Linked DNA regions of Homo sapiens: region 1 is linked to region 2. A link is an interaction called in ENCODE POLR2A ChIA-PET data of the cell type or tissue named here. Cell type or tissue: IMR-90. All regions are shown on one strand. Each heading gives the region's core, and the rest is flanking DNA. Links, peaks and the distances in the headings are about the cores only.

Region 1 (8,335 bases), core at 81-8,080, 82 kb before region 2:
TTTGAGATGGAGTCTTGCTCTGTCACCCAGGCTGGAGTGCAATGGTGCAATCTCGGCTCACTGCAACCTCTGCCTCCTGGGTTCAAGCAATTCTCCTGCCTCAGCCTCCTGAGTAGCTGGGATTACAGGCACGTGCCACCACACCCGGCTAATTTTTCTATTTTTAGTAGAGACAAGGTTTCACCATGTTGTCAGGCTGGTCTCGAACTCCTGACCTTGTGATCCGCCCGCCTTGGCCTCCCAAAGTGCTGAGATTACAGGAGTGAGCCACCGTGCCTGGCCCCGGGGTACCAGGTTTTAATAATATACTGCTCCTTTTATACTTGCAATTATTGCGTCAGTAGGTCATCCAGTTTGGGCATTTTTCATTAACAGGAATGACCTTGCATGGGCTCTTTCAAGCTCTCCCCAACAGATTGCTCTTGTGCCCAAGCAGGATCATTTCCAAGAATTGCGGGGACAAAGTCGCAAATGCTTTCAACTCTCCACCACTACCTATATAACTCCTTTCTGTAAATCCTCCCTCCTAGGGTCATCTTTTTAGAGCTGTATCAATCTGGTGGGGAGAAATAAAGGGTGGAGATACACTATTAGTTTCCTTCTCGAGAGGCAGTGCAGTACTGGGAAAAGCAAGCTCTTTGAGTTCAGGAAGTAGAGCCCAACTTTTGGTCCCAGTACTCAATGGCTGTGTGATAACAAGAGACATTATATATACCTTTAGAGTCTTAATTTCACCATCTATAAAATGGGTTACTGTCCTGATTATGGGAAAAAAGCAGCCTGTAAATAATAAATGTTGATTTCCTTCTACCTTTCAACTCTCCCCCTAAGTCAATATTTAAACACCAACACCATCTCTGGCAAAACAGAGAACAGAGATCTGGGACTGCGGAGAGAAGAAAAAGAGAAAGCAGACAGACAAAGCAATTAGGATGTGGGGCTGGCATGCCTGACTCATTTAATTCCATATATTTGTTATATCAACAATCATGACTTAATGGTATGTTAGAAGCTTTGAAGTTTTGCAATATTTTTCTACTTGACAAGTAGCTGTGATTTTTACCTCACCAAATGCTCCTCTGCCTATTACTTTTAAGGACTCAAAATCTTCCAATCCAAGTCTTGTTCTCTTCAAACGAAGAAACTCTGTTTCCTTCCGAGCATGTGCTGATCTCCGGAGTCGTTTCTAATATTTAAATAAAAAAGGGAGGAGACGGGAAGGAACTGAAATTCTGAAACTCTGTAACAAGTCATGTTTGTGACTTACCCAGCTAGAAAACAGGTCCAAGTGGACTAAGGATAATCTTTTCACATATGAAATCACCCCAGAAGGATCCTTAAGAGGTCACTTCTCCCTTTCCTGGCATTTAGACACAACATCCAAGCCACACTGAACAGATGGGTGCCTCCTCTGGGAACTCTGACTAACCTACTTCAGCAATCCACTATCCTAACATTTTTGGTGAAGGGAGGGATAAATAATCAACAATATTTTCCTTTATCCTGTTTAATATAAATTAAAAATGTGTTCTTATCTTTCCCTCTGGCTTAAACACTGTATACTCTAACTTTCTGTTATTTCTACAAGTATTGGGTATTTTTCACCACCGTCCTGGGTTCTGCAAGCCAGTCCTATTTTTGAAGGCATTTCCACTACCATTTCAGTTCCTTGCACAGTCCCTTGTTAACTATATTTTCTCCTACTGTATCTGTGGGCACTGGGTGGAAGGGCTGATTTGAGATGGATATTTTGCCTTAATAAAGATTTCAGGAACATGACACACCGGGGCCTGTCGGGGCATGGGGGGAAAGGGAGGGAGAGCATTAGGACAAATACCTCATGCATGCGGAGCTTAAAACCTAGATGACAGGTTGATAGGTGCAGCAAACCACTATGGCACATATATACCTATGTAATAAACCTGCATGTTCAGCACACGTATGTATCCCAGAAAAAGTAAAATAAATAAATATTTCAAAAATTTGCCCTACTCCTACGGAGACTTTTCAGTGAATTCTATAAAAATGCTACAACTTGCTCTTTTAAAATTTAATTTGATTTCATCCCTGCTTTCTCTTGGAATTCTAAATCTAGTTTACTATAACTGCATCTAGAGAAGCCTTCCTCTCCTAGGTACTTAATAATTAATCTGTCCCTCTGAATTAACACCCAAATCCGGAAGCACACTACCCCTCAAGTTCCTCTGTTATTGAGCCAAAACCCTTCTCATGTGTACCAAGGCTAACAACTCACTGGACAAGATACAACCTGCCACGCTGGGTTTTAAGGAAAACATTGCCAATATTAATTACCTCCTCATCTTTTAGGCCTTCTTCTTCCATCACCTTTTCTAACTTCTTTTGTCTAAAACAAACAAAAACAAAAGACATGAAATCACATCTGAATGATAACTTTCTGAAAATTCTGTAACTTAATACTGTAGTAGATTTTTAAAAATGACACAAACAGGTAAATCTCAAAATGTCTCATTAAAACAAAAAAAATTAAGTTACTAAGACAAGTAAAAAGATTTCCATCCTTTGTTAGGCCTACTTTTTTTTGGCGGGGGGAGGGGGGCAGGTTGCGAGGAGAGGAGACAGAGTTTTGTTCTGTCACCCAGGCTAGAATGCAGTGGCGCAATCTCAGCTCACTGAAATCTCCACCTCACAGGCTCAAGCAATCCCACCTCAGCCTCCCAAGTAGCTAGGACTACAGGCGCGTGCCACCATACCTGGCTAATTTTTAAATTTTTTGTAGAAATGAGGTCTCATTATATTGCCCAGGCTGGTCTCAAACTCCAGCCTGACCTTCCAAAGTGTTGCGATTACAGGTGTGAGCCACCATGCCCCGCCCTTAGGTCTACATTTTTTAAAAGACTGTCTAAGATGTTAATGCAACAAAGACTCTTGTTTCAAAAAAATGTCCTCTCTTGGTTTTGGGTGTTTTTTTTTTTTTTTTTTTCCAGTTATTTCCTCCTTACCAAACCACAAAACAGCTGGTATTTGATAAACTCTTATATCATGCTGTTTCTTTCCCTCTCTCTGACTGAAGTCTACTTCCTTTATTTCTGCATCTTCCTCCTCTTCCCTGCCATGAGGAAAGGGTAACAAACAACAAAGTTAAAAGCAGAATTTGGAAATTTAAGGGGAAAAAGTGATCAAAAAGGTGACTGGCACCACTATCAAAACTCCATATATCAGGCTGGGTGTGGTAGCTCACGCCTGTGATCCCAGCACTTTGGGAGGTGAGGCAGATGGGTCACTTGAGGTCAGGAGTCCAAGACCAGCCTGGCCAACATGGTGAAACCCCATCTCTACTAAAAATATAAAAATTAGGCCAGGTGCAGTGGCTCACGCCTGTAACCCCAACACTTTGGGAGGCCGAGGCGGGTGGATCACTTGATGTCAGGAGTTCGAGACCAGACTGGCCAACATGGTGAAACCTGGTCTGTACTAAAAATGCAAAAATTAGCCAGGCATGGTGGCATACCCTGTAATCCCAGCTACTTGGGAAGCTGAGACAGGAGAATCACTTGAACCCAGGAGGTGGAGGCTGCAGTGAGCAGAGATCACACCACTCACTGCACTCCAGCCTGGGTGACAGAGTGAGACCCTGTCTCAAAAAAAACAAAAAGGCCGGGCGTGGTGGCTCACGCCTGTAATCCCAGCACTTTGGGAGGCTGAGGAGGGTGGATCATAAATTCAGGAGTTCGAAACCAGCCTGGCCAACATAGTAAAACCCTGTCTCTACTAAAAATACAAAAATCAGCTAGGCGTGGTGGCGAGCGCCTGTAGTCCCAGCTACTCAGGAGGCTGAAGCAGAAGAATTGCCTGAACCTGGGAGGCAGAGGTTGCAGTGAGTCAAGATCACGCCACTGCATGCCAGCCTGGGTGACAGAGCAAGACTCCGTCTCAAAAAAAAAAAAAAAAATATATGTATATATATATATATTTATATGTATATACACATGTATACATATGTATATATGTACACATGTATACATATATACATATACACATATGTATATACGTATATATACACACATATATATACACACACATATATGTAATATATGTATATATATTAGTACACACACACACACACACATATATGTATATAAAAATTAGCTGGGCATAGTGACAGGTGCCTGTAATCCCAGTTACTTGGGAGGGGCTGAGGCACAAGAATCACTTGAACCTGGGAGGCAGAGGTTGCAGTGAGGCGAGAGCACACCAGTGCACTCCAGCTCAGATGTCGGAGTGAGACTCTGCCTCAAAGAAAAAAAAAACCTTCAGACATCAAACTTTTGGAATACTGAACTTTAGAAAGTACATGCAGTAATGTTTTTGATCTATAGTCTCATAAAACTAAAAGAAGCAAGTAAAACTTCCTTACAACCAATTCCACAGAACCTTCATTTATTCAGCACAATAAATGAAAGCACATGGGCTAGAATCTCTCCTCCACCACTCATCAGCATTCCAGATAAACAGGCAATGTGTACAAACAGAGCAAAGAAGGATAAGACTACAGTATGCTGGCCAGGTGCGGTGGCTCACGCCTGTAATCCCAGCACTTTGAGAGGCTGAGGCAGGCAGATCACGAGGTCAGGAGATCGAGACCATCCTGGCTAACACAGAGAAACCCCATCTCTACTAAAAATACAAAAAAAAAAAAAAAATTAGCCAGGTGTAGTGGCCGGCGCCTGTAGTCCCAGCTACTCGGGAGGCTGAGGCAGGAGAATGTTGTGAACCCAGGAGGCGGAGCTTGCAGTGAGCCGAGATCGCACCACTGCACTCTAGCCTCGGTAACAGAGCGAGACTCCATCTCAAAAAAAAAAAAAGAGTGTACAGTATGCTGCAGAAATAGCATGTAGTCCATTGTGGCTGACGCACACAGCACTACAAATGCCACACCAAGAAGGTTGGATCTCATTCTGTAGACAACTGAGTGCTAAAAGAGGCTTGTGTGCAAAGGAGTGATGTGATAAGATTTCTATTTTAGAATGGTAACCAGCAGTAATGAGGATCTGATGGACTGGCAGGGAAAGCAACTGAGAAAGAGGCTAGTTGAGAGTTATTGTAATGATTCAGATGTACAGTAAAGATCTGGAACTAGGGCAGGAAAACTAGAATGAAGTGAATAGAGCTATTGCAAATATGACCAACTGGCAATAGGAGTCAAGAGAAAAACCTTAGAATTTCCTGTCTAGAGGGATATGATGCCACTAATCAAGACAGGAAACAGAGAGAGGAACACGAACAGTTCTCCCAGTTCCCAGAATATTTTGGGATACATGTGCATCTATGCGTGCACATGTATTAGAGAGAAAAGGCTGTACTCTTAGTAGTTTCGGGAGTGTAAATTAATTCCATTGCAAGTGGTTAGGTAGTTGAAGCAGAGAAGAACAAGAAAAGTCAAAGCATAACATGCTAGGCAAAAGCTCTAAGAACACAGCTGTGGTCAGCTCTTTTTGTGCCTTGAGTACTAAACACCATCATACGTCCTGACTACACGTTTTTGAATGACTACATCAGAATGGGCTACCAGTCCAATGCACTATCCACTGTGTCACAAAAGTGGCTCCTTCTAATTATATTTTAAACCTAAATACAAACTAAGAGGTTTTCCACAGGTTTACTGAAGTGTAATTAAATTGGTTGCAGAATACCTGCCTGAGAGTGAAGTTAACTCCTTGAACACAATCAGATTATTTCATTAGAGAAAGTATCCAGAAAAAAAAAGCCTATCCATGATAACAATTAGGACCAGGTCCACAAAGACCTTGAGGACACCAAAAACAGCAAGGACAGCCTGAAATGAGACTTAAAAATGACATCCTCTGTGAGATGACATCAAAGGAATTACTGTTAACTTGGTTAGATTCATGGTGGCATTTGCATTATGCAAGAAAATGGCCATATTTTTGGAAATGCATACTTGACAGTATGTAGGATTAAAATGACAGATGTTTGGAATTTACCTTAAAACACAATAGCAAGAAAAAACAAAATGGGATAGATGAAGAAAATGTACCAAAGCCCTAAAATTATTAAATCTGAGGGATGAATATATTGAAACGGGGTCACTATATTATTCCACCTATGTTTAAAATTGTTCATAATGAAAAAGAATAGCAGGACTCTCCACACAGGCATGTTCTCTGGTAGCAGTGCCAGGTTAACTAACACTCCAGCCCTTGGTGGAGCCACTCTTCCCTTCAATTCCAATGTTCAAAACCAGAACCCTAGGAGAGAGACGAAGCCACTTTCACACTTAGAGGCCATATCCAGCCTCACCCCAGTGATGCCTTCCATGTGTTCCATTTAGTTGCGTGTGTGTTCATTTCTTATATGAGAGAGTGGTAAGTCCTTCTGAAGGCAGGGACTATATCTGAATTCCCTATGTCCACTAAGAATAGTGCTTTGTACACAGCTACTTTCTAAATGTATGCTGCTAAATTTTAAAAAGTCAGAATGTATAGCAATGTGCAGACACATTCATGACTACTACTTACAATTAGCCCCCTTTTCTAATCTAATTTAGGGTCCCCTCTTGGCATAGCCTGATTTGGAGGTAGCAGGGATGAGAGAATAGGGCTATTCCACCCTAATTGAAAACAGACAGTATTTTGGTGAGACACTGAAAACCAGGAAAAATAGTGTATTTAACAGAAATAGGGCCAGGCATGGTGGCTCACACCCGTAATCCCAGCACTTTGGGAGGCTGAGGCTCGCACACCGCCTGAGGCCAGGAGTTGGACACCAGCCTGGCCAACATGGTGAAACCCCATCTCTACTAAAAATACAAAAATTAGCCGGGCGTGGTGGCACGTGCCTGTAATCCCAGCTACTCAGGAGGCTGAGGCAGGAAAATCTCTGGAACCTGGGAGGCAGAGGTTGCAGTGAGCTGAGATCGTGCCACTGCACTCCAGCCTGGGTGACAGAGCGAGATTCTGTCAGAAAGAAAAGAGAAGAGAAGAGGAGCGACAGATCGAGATTCTGTCAGGAAGAGAAGAGGGGAGCGGAGGGGGAGGGGAAAGGGCTGTGATTACATCTCCATGATTAAAATTCAGAAAATGTCTAATAAATACTTTTTTTTTTGAGACAAGAGTCTTACTCTGTCACCCAGGCTGAAGTGCAGTGGTACTATCTCGGCTCACTGCAACCTCTGCCTCCCGGGTACAAGTGATTCTTCTGCCTCAGCCTCCCGGATAGCTGGGATTACAGGTGCCCACCACCACGCCCAGCTAATTTTTGTATTTTTAGGAGAGATGGGGTTTCACCATGTTGGCCAGTCTGGTCTCGAACTCCTGACCTCAAGTGATCCACCCACCTTGGCCTCTCAAAAAGTACAGGGATTACAGGCGTGAGCCACCACACCCGGCCTTTTTCCTTTTTTTCTTTTCTTTTCTTTTTTTTTTTTTTTGGAGACAAGAGTCTAGCTCTGTTACCCAGGCTGGAGTGCATGGCACAATCTCGGCTCACTGCAACCTCTGCTTCCCGGGTTCAGGTGATTCTTGTGCCTCAACCTCCCGAGTAGCTGGGATTACCGGCATATGCCACCATGTGTGGCTAATTTTTGTACTTTTAGTAGACACGGGGTTTCATCATGTTGCACAGGCTGGTCTTGAGCCCCTGACCTCAAGTGATCCACCCACCTCGGCCTCCCAAAGTGCTGGGATTACATGTGTGAGCCCCTGTACCCAGCCAGAAATACCCTAAAATTAACACTACACAGATTCTTTAAAATCTCAACAAATTACTTCAGTTCTACACTCTGGTTTGATATCTGGTCAGTGAAGAACATCAGGAGGTCTGGACTTACTCATTCTTGAGGCTTAAATAAAACTGACACTGGATCACTAATAATAATCACATATTTCTACTTAGTATTAGATAAGACCAAATGAGGAATTTCTCCAGTTAAGAAAACATAGATGAGAAAATCTAAGAGGAGTTGCAGAACATAGAAATTCTCAGTAAAATGTATGAAAGACTTTGTTTGATTTGGGAAGAAAAAAGCTTACCATTATTACCTATTAAATTAGGTGTTTATGGTTTTAATTAATCCACCTAACTAGTATTCATGAAGAAAAGAAACAACTGAAAATGTTTTGTAAAAAGAAATGCCGGTTTCTTCAGATTTGATTTCAAACTGCTATGAATTATCTAAAACATTGTTTTTTAATGAAAAAGTAGACAACTGTCAATACCTACTAGGTACCTAGGATCACATACAGAGAGAATACAAAGAGAGCTGCTGCTCCTAGAGAAGGTCACAACCAAAGCTGCCATTGAAGGCAAAACACAGACTGAAGGAATAGAGCAGATG
Region 2 (8,335 bases), core at 28-8,027:
AAATGATTCCTAAACTAACACATGAAATACGTGTGTAAAACATTGCTGTTTTAATCTTTAGTTTTCCTCATTTCTGATGTAAGGCATTGTATAGTTGTTCTACTATAAAAGATGTAGAATATGGCCATGTAGTGCCTCACTGTAAGTTAGTACATGTGTCTTGAGCAAGTGGAAATATCAAAACATTGATACTTTGCTTCTCCCTAATCATTTGGAATGTCCTGAGATGGATACTATTTCCAGGGCAAAATTAAACCTTCCAGAAAAGTAGTCTATAGGTTGAAGGAGTCCTCCTCTTTTGAAAGCCTTGTTCATTTGTGGTTGTGCACCTTTATTTCAGTATATACTTCATTCAGATTTCATCTGGGGCAAGTTAGCATTCCTGTTTTTGTTTTGTTTTTTGAGACCAGTGGTGACATAGCTTACTGCAGCCTTGGCTTCTTGGGCTCAAGCGTTCCTCCCACCTCAGTCTCCCAAGTAGCTAGGACTACAGTCACACACCACCATGCCCAGCTAATTAAAAACTTTTTTTAAGAGACGTGGTTATGTTTCTCAGGCTGGTCTGGAACTCCTCAAGCGATCCTTCTGCCTCAGCCTCCCAAAGCGCTGGGATTACAGGCCTGAGTCACCTTTCCCTGGCCAAGTTAGCGTTGTTCACTGTTTTTTTATTTGCTCACAAAGCCCCAAAATGTAGAGCTAAGGGGAATGTTGTTGAAGTTGTTGCCTAATGCTGCCTGGAGCTGGGCAGTGGCAATGGGGGGTCGGGGAGGGGGTGGGGTGGAGATGTGAAGTTTATATTGGTCATTTGGAGAAGGAAATATTTGAATATTTTAAAAAAATGTTATGTAAGTCTTGAGATACAGAAGTTTATTTTTTATTTAATGTTATTTATGTATTTTTTTTTTTTTTTGAGATGGAGTCTCTCTTTGTCACCCAGGCTGGAGTGCTGTGGCTCGATCTCGGCTCACTGCCACCTTCGCCTCCCGGGTTCAAGCAATTCTCCTGCCTCAGCCTCCCGAGTAGCTGGGACTACAGGCGCGTGTCACCACGCCCAGCTGCTTTTTGTATTTTTAGTAGAGCCAGGGTTTCACCATGTTAGCCAAGCTGATCTTGAACTCCTGACCTCAAGTGATCCGCCTGCCTCGGCCTCCCAGAGTGCTGGGATTACAGGCGTGAGCCACCGTGCCCGGCCTAGAAGTTTCATTTTTGAAAGAATAACTCCTTTGGGAAACAATTCTAAATCTTAAGCTCAGGCAGCTGGTAACTTTAAAAAACCTCATCCAGCTGGCTGGCTGCCACCAGAATCTCATAATGACATTTATTTTTAGTTTAGATAAAACTACCCATGTTTTCAATGAAAGTATTTTACAAATACAAATTGGAATGTTGATTTGTCATTTAATTGTTTCATAATTTTCCTACATGTCAAAAGTCCATGATACAAACACTGACTGGGATACAGTGATAAATCACAACACCAGCTCAATATCTAGAAAGAAAAATCTATATAATATTTGTGTTTGACTGGAGTGCAAGTTTAGGCTGTTGACCTTTAACAATTCATTTTCACCCCAGTTTTCTTTTTGGTTGGTTGGTTTTGAGACGGAGTCTCACTCTGTCACTCAGGCTGGAGTGCAGTGGTGTGATCTCAGCTCACTGCAATCTCTGCCTCCCAGGTTCAAGTGATTCTCCTGTCTCAGCCTCCTGAGCAGCTGGGACTACAGGTGCGCACCACCATGCCTGGCTAATTTTTTGGTATTTTTTAGTAGAGACGGGTTTCACCATATTGGCAAGGATGGTCTCGATGTCTTGACCTCATGATCCGCCCGCCTTGGCCTCTCAAAGTACTAGGATTACAGGCGTGAGCCACTGCGCCCCGCCCCAGGCTGTTTTTTATAAGATGGTATTTCACTGTTGCCCAGGCTGCACTCAAGGACCCCTCCAGCCTTGGCTGTAATCCCAAAGTGTTGGGATTATAGGCATGAGCCACTGCAACTGGCCATCCCAGTTCCAGAGCTCACATTCAAATGATAAGGAGAGACTAACCAATCTGAGGTGAAGAGGAAGAAATAAATGCCTTAATCATGAAATAGGGGTTTAGAGCCAGAAACAGTTGAGAATGTAAACTGCACTAGGATTTAGAGATAAAAGGGTTTATTTAAGTTTGAAGTGGGTCCAAATCTGATTGGTTTTTTTTTACTTTCCTTTAGCCATGTATTTGAACAAGCGTGTATAAGATAACTTGTCCAGCTTTAACACTGACAGGAAAGCCAAGAAGTTGGGAGTATTAGAGTGCATTGATGAATGGCTGGCTCGCTCATTCTAGCTGCTTGGAGTTTAATGAGGACAGGTTTACTGAGCTGGCAGTCTTGGTTAGATTTCAGTTGGCAATATATAGCAATCCATTTGACATGAAATTGGCCTCAAAGAGTGAGGTTGGAAGAAGTCACGTGCTTTGTAAGTTGGAGTATGAACACACTGACAAGGAGGGCTAAGAACTGAATCATTGAAAGTATCTGCCTTAGGCCAGGTGCTGTGGGTCACACCTGTAATCCGAGCACTTTGGGAGGCCAAGTTGGGTGGATCACGTGAGGTCGGGAGTTTGAGACCAGCCTGACCAACGTGGAGAAATCCTGTCTCTACTTAAAAAAGCCGGGCATGTTGGCACATGCCTGTAATCCCAGCAACTGGGGAGGCTGAGCCAGGAGAATCGCTTGAACCTGCGAGGCAGAGGTTGCAGTGAGCCGAGATCGTGCCATTGCACTCCAGCCTGGGCAACAAGAGTGAAACTGTCTCAAAAAAAAAAAACAAACCCAAAACATCAAACAGGGAGGACTTTTCAGTTTTACAGAGAAAAGTATACAAACCTTTTTTTTCTCTGTGTGTCTCTTTTTTTTTTCTTCCAGAGATTCATGAGCTCTTGTTTAAAAATGATAGCCCAAGTTAGGAGACTGTTGTGTCTTATTTCTGAGTTGCTGGTGAAAAAATAGTGGTCGAAGTTAAGTAGACAAATTTAAGTGATCACTTACTTGGTAATTAAAGCTCTTTTTCTTCCCAGCATTTTGGGAGCCCAAGGCAGGTGGATTGCCTGAGCTCAGGAGACCAGCCTGGGCAACATGGCAAAACCCCGTCTCTACAAAAAGTACAAAAATTAGCTGGGCATGGTGGTATGTGCTTGTAGTCCCAGCTACTGAGGAGGCTGAGGTGGGAGGATTGCTTTGAGCCCAGGAGGTAGAGGTTGCAGTGAGCTGAGATTGTGCCACTGCACTCCAGCCTGGGTGACAGAGTGAGGCCCTGTCTCAAAAACAACAACAAAAAACAAAAACAAGCTCTCTACAGCAGCTGGCAGTCTATTGACCTGGAAGAAAGCTCCATTCCTTTCCTCAAGTAATTTTGATTAATTCTCAACAGAAGTGGGTGGAAGGAAAGGTTTTTACTTACTCTGTCATCCAAGACTGGTACCTGAGCCACTGCCAGCTCTTGGGTATGACAGCAGTTGACAGGAATAAAATGATTCAAAAGGGTGTTAGTAGTAAGGTTAATGTGATCATCTCCATTTATTGAGGAAGAGATTTAAGTTCGGAGGGGCTTGGCAAGTTGTCTAACTTCGCAGCCCAGTGGTAATGGAGCTGAAACTATAAACTTGGTTACAGGACCAGGTGTAGATAAACTGGAAAGGGCTTCAGAGTCGATAGTCCAAATTCTTATTAGTTTAGAGATAAGAAAGTGGATTTGTTCAAGGTCACACAGGGACACAGTGGCAGAGCAGGGCTCTGGTGCCTCAACAGCAAATCCAGGGCTTGTTATAGGGAGCAGTGTAACGTTAAGGCCGTCAGGCTTGGAAATAGCAGCCCAGATTTGAATCCTTGCTTCCTTACAGCTCTGTGGCTTTGGGCCAATTGTGTAATGTCTGGGATTTCATTTTTTTCATCTTTAAAATGGTGATAATAGGAAGCACCTATCCCCTATTGTTAATATCAAGAATATAGTGTAATGCAAGTAAAGCACTCAGCACAGAGCATAGCACACTGCTCAGTAAATAATAGGTGTTCTGTGCAGGCTTGTGTTGGCATGCAGTAAGCACTCAGGTAATGGCTTAAGAAAGGCTCCTTTGGGTGCTGGGCAGGCAGAAATTACCCTAATTTGCCTGCTGTGAGTGTGCTTCCGCTGACCTTGCTCCTCCTCAACCACTTTTGAATCTGTCCAATTTCGAAGAGTGCGGAAGGGGGACTACTGAGTTGAATGGTCCAAGGTCAAGAGGGACATTTGTGGATAAGGGAGTATGGGCATATGTTAAGAAAGGGGATTCTGAAGGGATAGGTAGGTAGGAAAGATGGTGTGGGTTAAAACTGCTAGATAGCTGTTTTAAAATAGGTTTTCAAATTAGGCTTTCTTGAGTTCAAATTTTTTTTTTTTTTTTGGCTGTGTGCTGAGGGCAAGTCACTTTCTTAGTTCCCTTGTTTGAAAAGTTGGGGGATAACAATATACTTCACAGGGTATTCATGGTGTTTTCTCTCCCCTTTGCTGCACATTGGAATCACGGGGAGCTTTAGAAAACCAATAACTTGGGCTGGGCGCAGTGGCTCATGCTTGTAATCCCAGCACTTTGGGAGGCCCGGGTGGACGGATCATTTGAGGTCAGGAGTTCGAGACCAGCTTTACCAACATGGCAAAACCCCATCTCTACTAAAAAAAAAAAAAAAAAAAAAAAAAGCCGGGCGTGGTGGAGCGCGCCTGTAATCCCAGCTACTGGGGAGGGGAGGCTAAGGCAGGAGAATTACTTAAACCTGGGAGGCAGAGGTTGCAGTGAGCTGAGATCGCGCCACTGCACTACGGCCTGGGCAGTCAAGATTAAAGTCTGTTTCTGATACCACAGAAGTGCAGTTTGTCACTTTGACCCAGTATGTCTTAAGGAAGAAAAACACCTTTTAATCTGAGGAATGTGATTCCTTTTAAATTATTAGGGCCAGAGAGGCATTTAACAGCAGTCCTGTCTTCACTCCCTCCTTGAGCTAAATAATTACCTCTTGAAGTCACTTGCCATGTGGGTTCTAGACTGTGATGCCAAGTAGCCATAAAATGCCATTGTCCTGTAATTCAACAGTGGATAGCCAATCACTAACCAGTGTTATTTCTGTAAACCAATGAGAATTCCTGACGAACAACTTTTGTAATCACCCGTCTTCTGATTCATCCTTTTTTCTGTAAAAAGTTGAGCCTGTCCTTTGGAATACTCTCCAAGGCAACCTGGAAGTGTCTCAGGCTGCAGTCTTCAACCTTGGCCCAAATAAGCTACCTTGACCTGCTGTTTGCCTTTTTACCCTAATTCCCCCCAGGCATCCCTAGATAGGGAAACAAGCCACATCTCTGCCCTCAGCCTGGGACCCTGCTTCCTGATGATACCTGCCCATCCCTGTTTTTTCTCCATAAACTTGCTGGGAAAGGTGCCCTGGTTCTGTTTCTCTAGAGGCTGTGGTGCCAGACTGGAAACTACCAGTTTCCTGGGCATGTGCCTTGGTGTCACCGAACAGCCAGATGAGACTTGTCACCAGAAAATGCTTTCCTTTGCTCCTTTATTAAACACACTCATATTGCCAGTACTGGGGATATCCCCTGAGCAAGGTGTAGGAGAGCAAAAGTAGACAACCAGATAGGAAGAAAACTGAAGTGGAATAAATAGATGCCAGGCACATGAATGGTGCTTTTTTTCATCAACCTTGTGACGTTGGAATTATCTCCCATTACTCAAGAAGCTCAGAGAGGACAAGTGGTCTTGACTTATCAGACATGGGCCCCTTTTTTGTTAAAAAAAAAAAAAAAAATTGGTAATGACCCTTGACTCTTCTGAAGTGAGATCCATTTTCTATATGGATTATAGAAATGCAAAGCCTTAACAATAATATAAAAATACAAGAAAAGCAGTTTATAAAATAAACGTTCTGTATGTAAATATCAGATATGAGTGTGCTATAAGATGTAAGTCAGGTTGGGCATGGTGGCTCAGGCCTGTAATCCTAGCACTTTGGGAGGCCGAGGTGGGCGGATCATCTGAGGTCAGTAGTTTGAGATCAGCCTAGCCAACATGGCAAAACACCGTCTCTACTAAAAATACAAAAATTAGCCGGACATGATGGTGGACACCTGTAATCCCAGCTACTTGGGAGGCCAAGGCAGGAGAGAATTGCTTGAAGCCAGGAGGCACAGGTTGCAGTGAACCAAGATCACACCATTACACTCCAGTCTGGGTGACAGAGCAGGACTCTGTCTCAAAAACAAAAACAAAAACAAAGACCAACAGCAACAACAAAAAAACAAAAAGTGCAAGGTGAAGCAGCAAGTGCTGATGTAGAAGCTGCAAGTTATCCAGAAGATCTACCTAAGATAATGGATGAAGGTGACTACACTAAACATTTTCATTGTAGAAAAAAGCCTTCCATTGGAACAAGATGCCATCTGGGACTTTCATAGCTAGAGAGGGGAAGCCAACGCCTGGTTTCAAAGCTTCAAAGGACAGTCTTACTCTTGATTTTTTGTTTTGCTTTTGGTACAGGCTCTTGCTCTGTGGCCCAGGCTGGAGTGTAGTGGCACAAACACGGCTCAACCTCCTGGGCTCAAGCGATTCTCCTGCCTCAGCTTCCCAAGTAGCTGGGACCACAGGCACGCGCCACCATGCTCAGCTGATTTGTAAAAATTTTTTTGTAGAGATTGGGTCTCACCATGTTGCCCAGGAGACCAGTCTGGTGAGACCCCATCTTTACAAACTCCTGAACTCCGCTGGGATTGCAGGCGTGGAGCTTCTATGCCCCGCCCAGGCTAACTCGTTGAGGACTGAGGCAGCTGGTGGAAGCCAATGCTCATTTATTGTTCTGAAATTCCCAAGACCCTTAATTGTGCTGAATTTACTCTGCCTGTGCCCTATAAATGGAACGAAGCCTGGGTGACAGCCCATCTGTTTATAGGATGGTTTACTGTTTTTTTTTCTTTTTTTCTTTTTTTTTCAGACAGGAGTCTTGCTCTGTCGCCCAGGCTGGAGTGCGGTGGTGCTATCTCGGCTCACTGCAACCTCTGCCTCCCAGGTTCAAGCGATTCTCCTGCCTCAGCCTCCCAAGTAGCTGGGATTACAGGCGCTTGCCACCACGCCCGACTAATTTTTTGTATTTTTAGTAGAGGTGAGGTTTCACCGTGTTGGCCAGGCTGGTCTTGAACTCCTGACCTCAAGTGATCGCCTGCCTCAGCCTTCCAAAGTGCTAGGATTACAGGTGTCAGCCACCGTGCCCAGCCAGGTTTACTGAATATTTTAAGCCTACTATTGAGACCTGCTCAAAAAAGATTTCTTTCAAAATATTACTGCTCATTTACAATACACCTGGTTACCCAAGAGCTCTGCTGGAGATGTACAGGGAGATTAGTAGTTTCATACCTGCAAACACAACATCCACTCTGCAGCCGGTGGATCAAGGAGTCATTTCAGCTTTCACGTCTTATTAAGAAATACATTTCATAAGGCTATACTGCTATAGATATTTATTCCTCTGATGGATCTGGGCAAAGTAAATTGAAAATCTTTTGGAAAGGATTCACTGCTTTACATGTCATTAACGACACATGCGATTCATGGGAGGTGGTCAAAATATCAACATTAGCAGTTTGGAAGAAGTTGATTCCAACCCACATGGATGACTGAGGGGTTTGAGACTGCAGTGGAGGAAGTAATGACAGATGTGGTGGAAAAAACAGCAAGAGAACTAAAAACGGAGCGTAGAGATGTGACGGAATTGCTGTAATCTCATGATAAAACTTGAACGAATGAAGACTTGTTTCAATGGATGAGCAAAGAGTGGTTTCTTGAGATGGAATCTATTGCTGAAGGTGCTGCACACATTGTTGAAATGACAACAAAAGATTTGGAATATTGCATAAACTTAGTTGAAAAAGCAATGGCAGAGTTTCAGAGCATTGACTCCAACTTTGAAAGAAGTTCTACTGTGGGCAAAATGCTATCATATAGCATCAGATACTACAGAGACATCTTGTGAAAACAAGAGTCAGTTAATGCGGCAAACCTCATTATTGTCTTATTTTAAGAAATTGCCACAGCCACTCCAGCCTTCAGCGACCACAATCCTGATCAGTCAGCAGCCATCAACACTGAGGGAAGACCCTCCACCAGCAAGGTTATGTGGCTGAAGGCTTATATGATTGTAAGCATTCCTGGGCTTAAGTGATCCTCCTGCCTCAGCCTCCTGAATAGCTGGGACTACAGGCCCACACAACTATGCCTGGCTAATTTTTTTTTTTTTTTTTTTGAGACAGAGTCTCATTCTGTCACCCAGGC

Evidence for each region. Peaks named below come from ENCODE experiments on the same cell type or tissue, not always from the same donor. Only the 100,000 strongest peaks of a DNase experiment are listed, where the experiment ranks them.
Region 1: POLR2A ChIA-PET joins it to region 2 with 13 read pairs; 25 of 35 experiments call an interaction of 5 or more read pairs at or near these places.

The regions. Positions count from the first base shown.
Region 1 is chr6:36,523,278-36,531,612 of GRCh38, forward strand. It overlaps STK38 (serine/threonine kinase 38), which reads right to left. Exons shown (of 14, transcript NM_007271.4): 3 at 2,314-2,365; 4 at 1,064-1,186. Among named protein-coding and RNA genes, the nearest start is that of STK38, 20 kb to the right of the region's middle. In IMR-90, for the core only: no CTCF peak of the experiment used is centred there; no DNase peak of the experiment used is centred there.
Region 2 is chr6:36,605,643-36,613,977 of GRCh38, forward strand. No RefSeq gene overlaps it. Among named protein-coding and RNA genes, the nearest start is that of MIR3925, 13 kb to the right of the region's middle. RefSeq lists a silencer at 7,516-7,716. In IMR-90, for the core only: no CTCF peak of the experiment used is centred there; no DNase peak of the experiment used is centred there; H3K27ac peaks cover 722 bases.